Regions from separate parts of the Homo sapiens genome. Here region 2 is linked to region 1. Evidence: read pairs that join two places in POLR2A ChIA-PET (ENCODE). Cell type or tissue: HCT116. All regions are shown on one strand.

Region 1 (2,500 bases):
GAAGATTTTAAATACTTTTTCAATCTAATGCTTATGAAGTGGATGGTATCTTTTTATGGTTTTATTGAGTAATTTTCTGCTTTCTAGTGAGGGTGACCATATTTTCATATTCAAGTGTCCTCTTCACTAAATTGCTGCTCATTGTGTTCACTAACTTTTCAATTGAATTGTCTTTTCTGTATTGATTTGTAATTCTTTATATAGTCTGGATAAATCCTTCGTCAATTATCTGTATTGCAAAATCTCCCTTGCTGTGGTTTTTATTTGCACTTTGTTTGTGAGGTCTTTTTTGTTTGTGCAAGTTAATATTTATGAATGATTTTACTCATGGTTTATACTTTTTCATATATACATATTTCTTGTCTAAGAAGTACTTCTGTAGTCTGAGATTATAAAGATATTCTTCTACTATTTTGAAAATTTTAAACATTTCCTTTATGCATTTAGTTATTTAATCCCTGAAATTTGTCTGTAATGATAATAGACCTCTAATGCTAATATGAAGTACATCTCTAATTCTAGTTTTTTTCGGTATTAAGTAATCTCATTAACTGCAGTGCATCTTGTCAGTTTTCAAAATTTCACATACACATAGGTTTGTTTCTTTTACTATCCACTGAATCTCCCTGTAATTAAGTGCCACACAACCTTAGTTACTCTAGCTGTACTATAAGTCTCACTTCCTAACAGGTCAAATCCTCTATTTGGCTTTCTTCTTAGTCATGTCAAATATACTTGTCCATAGTTCTTTAATATTAATTTTAAGATGAACTTGTCAAGTTTTGTAGAAACGCTTTTTGAGATTTTGATTAAACATAGCTTACTTTTTCATATTCTTCTGAGGGAAAAGTCAACAAATGTATCATAATGAGTTCTCTAATATGTGAACATGATATGTCTCTCCATTTATTCATTTCCTCTTTTATGTCCCTTGTGATTGTCAATTATATGAGTCAACCTGACTGGGCCACAGGGTGCCTGGATATTTGCTCAAACATTATTCTGAGTGTGTCTCTGAGTGTGCTTTTTGATGAGATTACCATTTGACTTAGTAAACTAACAGTAGACTGAGTAAAGCAGATTGCTTTATTCAGTGTGGGTGGACCCCATGCAATCAGTTGAAAGCCTGAATAGAAAGAAGGCTGACCCTTTTACAAGGAAGAGGGAATTCCTCTTGCCTGACTGCTTCAGCTGGGATAACAGCTTTCTTCCTGCCTTCAGATTAAAATTGAATCATTGGTTCTTCCTGCGTCATGAACTTACTGGCCTTTGGACTATAATAGAACTATACCATCAGCTGTCTTGGGTCTCCAGCTTGTCAGCTGAAGATCTTGGGACTTGTCAGCCACTATAATCATGTGAGTCAATTTCTTATAAGAAATCATACACATACACACACACACATACATACACACACACACACAGGATCTGTTACTCTGGAAAACTCTGACTAATATAGATTTTGGTGGAGATGGGGTGGTTGAAGGAGTTTTGAGGACCATGCTAGTAAAACATTAGATTACTGTGAAGGGACTGTTGATAGAAATATGGATGTTAACGATGATTCTGGTGAGGGCTCAGAAAGGTAAGAAGAGAATTGAAGAGAAAGCCTCCATCTTCTTAGAAAATAAGTGAATAATCATGAACAGAATGTTGGTATAGGTATGGACAATACCTATACCATTCTGGTGCCATTCTGGTGGTCTCAGACAGAAATGGGGAACAAGTTATTGGAAATTGGAGGAAAGATGATTCCTCTTATAAAGTGACAAAGAACTTCGCTGAATTGTGTTCTAGTGGAATGCAACTTAGTTGCAAGCAACTAAGTTGGATATTTAGCTGAGGAATTTTCTAAACAAAGTGTTGAAAGAGCAGCTTAGTTTCTACTTAGTGTTTACAGTAAAATGTGAGAGAAGAAAGATAAATTGAAAGAAGTGGTAAGCAAAAGGAAACCAGAACTTAAAAATTTGGAAATTTCTCAGCATTTGTATGTTATGAAAAATGAGGAAACATTCTGGAGAGAACAACAAAGATGTGGTTGGACAATCGCTCCATAAAGAGGTTATCCATGATGTTAATGAGCCATCTCAGCAGAAGCCAGGGATAGAGATGAGATTATACTGGCAGAGACACTGTCAGTATGGACCAAAGGGGACAGTGTTAAACAGTAGAGCTGTTTGGTTGTGAACATGCTTCATCCTGCAAGAAAAGGGAAGAATGACCTGAAGGTGAGCCAGAGATTATCAGGGCTACCACTTCCACCATGGGATCATGGGTCAAAACTGCCTCTACCTCATTTTCAAAGGCTAGGGCCACTACCACAGTTTCACTGGCCAGGCCGCATCACCTGGAGCCTTGGGAGCAATGCCACCTAGTAGCTTGGGGTTGGAACCACCTGGCATACATTCAGGGGTGGGACCATTGCCCCAGTGGGTCTGAGAGGCAGGAGCAATTTTCCATTGGGTCCAGAAGGTAAGGTAGAGCCCAGTGGGTTCAGAAG
Region 2 (2,500 bases), 81 kb before region 1:
GGAAGTGGATTCTTCCCCACTCCAGCCTCCAGATGAGAACACAGCCTGGTCAATACCTTGATTATAGCTCTGTAAGACCCTGAGCAGAAGACCCAGTAAAGTTGTGTCCAGATTCCTAATACCTCAAAACTGTGAAATAATTAATGCGTGCTGTCATAAACCTCTATGTAGGGGTAATTTGTTATGTGGCATAGCAAACTAATACATTTATGAATCTATTTAACCTGGGATTGATAAAAGCAGTGGCTTTGGCTAGGTTGGATATTTTCATGGGCAGCAGTTCTCTAAGTGACTTATGGGTCTGTGAGGTGAAATCTCCATGGTCTGGGGCTTGGCTGTGGGCAGGAGAGATGACCCAGAGTCAAGATAGAGAGTGGCCAAGACCAGCCCTTAGGCCAAACCCCAGCCTGCCTCCACCCACAAGAGGGAAATGGTCTTCCAGTAAGTTATTTATAGGCAACAGAGGTTGTTAGCAGCCAGCAGAAAAAGCTTACATTTGGGAAGAAAAAGTACCAAGATAGCAAAAGTGAAGAAAAGACTAGTGGTAAAGAAAAAAGAGATAAGAAATGGTAGGAAAGATTTTCAATAAGAGGTGACGGGTCTGGGCTAATATGAATGGGGTTACCCTAATCAGACCTAATCAGGACAGGGATACCCTAATCAGACTTAATCTCAATGGGAATACTTAAATCAGACCTAATCTGGATGGAGACACCCCCAGTGAGGCCCCATCTGGATGAGTACACCCCAATCAGACCCAATCTGGACAGGAACACCCCAGTCAGACCCAACCTGGATGCAAATGGCCAATCAGATTTCATCTGGATGGGGACACCCTAATCAGACCTAATCTGGATGGGGAAAGCCCAATCAGAACTAATCTGGATGGGAGATACCCACCAACTCTTGCTCCCTAGCCAGCTAAATTGCCAACTCCAAGAATTTATAAAGATCCTATTAAAAAAATAATAACATTAGGAAAGCAACCTCTGGCACTTACAGCAGAAAACTAGAACTCATTCATTTAAAGAACAGCTTTAGAATTTTCTAAATCATAGAAAGCCTTCCTTCTCTCACAAGCTAATTCTGCAAAGGATCAAATACAGATTTATGGGGGTGGTTCTAGGAGTCTAATTGAAAAGTAAAGGAAATTCATGACTGTGCTTCAGTTCCTTTATTTTCTTTGGAGGCAAAGCATCAGTGCTGGCCCTGAACGAACAAGTATAACCAACTTCCAGCCCTGTGTGAGATATTACTGGTATTGTCTTTTTCTGCATCAAAAAGGTCCTTTGCATCTGTGGAACTTCTACAGGGTCATGAGTCAACTTTCTACCTATACTTTTTGAGTAGGGTTGCCAGACTGAGCAAATAGAAATACAGGGCACTAAATTATATTTTAATTTCAGATCAACAAAAAATAATTTCTCAGTATAATTCTATGTCAAATATTGCTTGGGACATACTTATCCTAAAACCAAAATTCATTGTTAATCTGAAATTCACATTTTATTGGGCATGCTGTATTTTTATCTGCAGTCCTATCATAGACGCATTTCAATGAAAAATGCAAGCCCCCCCCACCCCAAACATGTGTTTGAAGTTTTCTTTTAGGAACATCATTCCACTGTAAGAGCTTTAAAAAAGAAAAGCCAAGATTATTAGTAAGGATTCTAGGCATCTATATGTAGTTTTAACTTTACCTTATTAGATAAGAATTAATTTTTAGCTAGATTATCTGGCCGATGAACTATGATGAATATAAACAATTGAGGATCTCATAGTACCTGTTCTTCAGTATTTTATATAAGAAGGAAATGTAAAATAAATTTGACTTTGAATGTCAGTATCTGCATTGCCACCTTCTATTTAACATGGTAACCATGTTTTACTGATCATGTTTATGATAAACAGTCCATTATCATTTTATGAGTTGAGACCAATGTGGAACCCAGTAAGAAGAAATATTCCTCTAGAAACTACATGCAGGATGACTTCACATTTAAATAATCTTTTAAAAGTAGATTTAATTTAGTCTGAGAAACAACAGCCCCATGTCTAAACAAATTTTTCCACTCCGGAGTATAGAAAGGCAAGTATTTATTCTGAGGCCTAAGACAGGTTTAATTGCTATTGAAAACAAAAACGAAGTTATTTAGTGTTTTCATTATAAATCTTGGTTTTTGACTTAAAAAGGAGAAACAGAAAAAACAACCCATGGCTCCAAACTGAAACTGCAATTTTACCACTGAATGGAAAGTTTTAGGAACATGCGGTGAATTGTTTCCCCAGGACTGCCATAAACCAAGTACCACAAACTGGATGGCTGAAAATAATAAACCGTGTTGTCTCATGTATTTGGAGGCTAGAAGTCCCAGATGGAGGGATCTGCACAGTGGGTTCCTTCTAAGAGCTGTGAGGGAGAATCTGTCGCATGCCTCTCTCCCTCTCTCCTAGTTTCTGGGGGTTGCCAGCAGTCAATGGCATTTCTTAGCTTGTGGAT

The links. ChIA-PET counts read pairs that join two places held together with the same protein. Peaks named below come from ENCODE experiments on the same cell type or tissue, not always from the same donor. Only the 100,000 strongest peaks of a DNase experiment are listed, where the experiment ranks them.
Region 2: POLR2A ChIA-PET joins it to region 1 with 5 read pairs; 2 of 35 experiments call an interaction of 5 or more read pairs at or near these places.

The regions. Positions count from the first base shown.
Region 1 is chr1:234,046,290-234,048,789 of GRCh38, forward strand. The region is part of intron 2 of SLC35F3 (solute carrier family 35 member F3); the gene reads left to right. Among named protein-coding and RNA genes, the nearest start is that of SLC35F3, 140 kb to the left of the region's middle. In HCT116, no CTCF peak of the experiment used is centred here; a DNase peak (open chromatin) is centred at 1,167.
Region 2 is chr1:233,965,675-233,968,174 of GRCh38, forward strand. The region is part of intron 2 of SLC35F3 (solute carrier family 35 member F3); the gene reads left to right. LOC107985363 (a long non-coding RNA gene) reads left to right here. Exons shown (of 2, transcript XR_001738530.2): 2 at 1-1,846. Among named protein-coding and RNA genes, the nearest start is that of SLC35F3, 62 kb to the left of the region's middle. In HCT116, no CTCF peak of the experiment used is centred here; no DNase peak of the experiment used is centred here.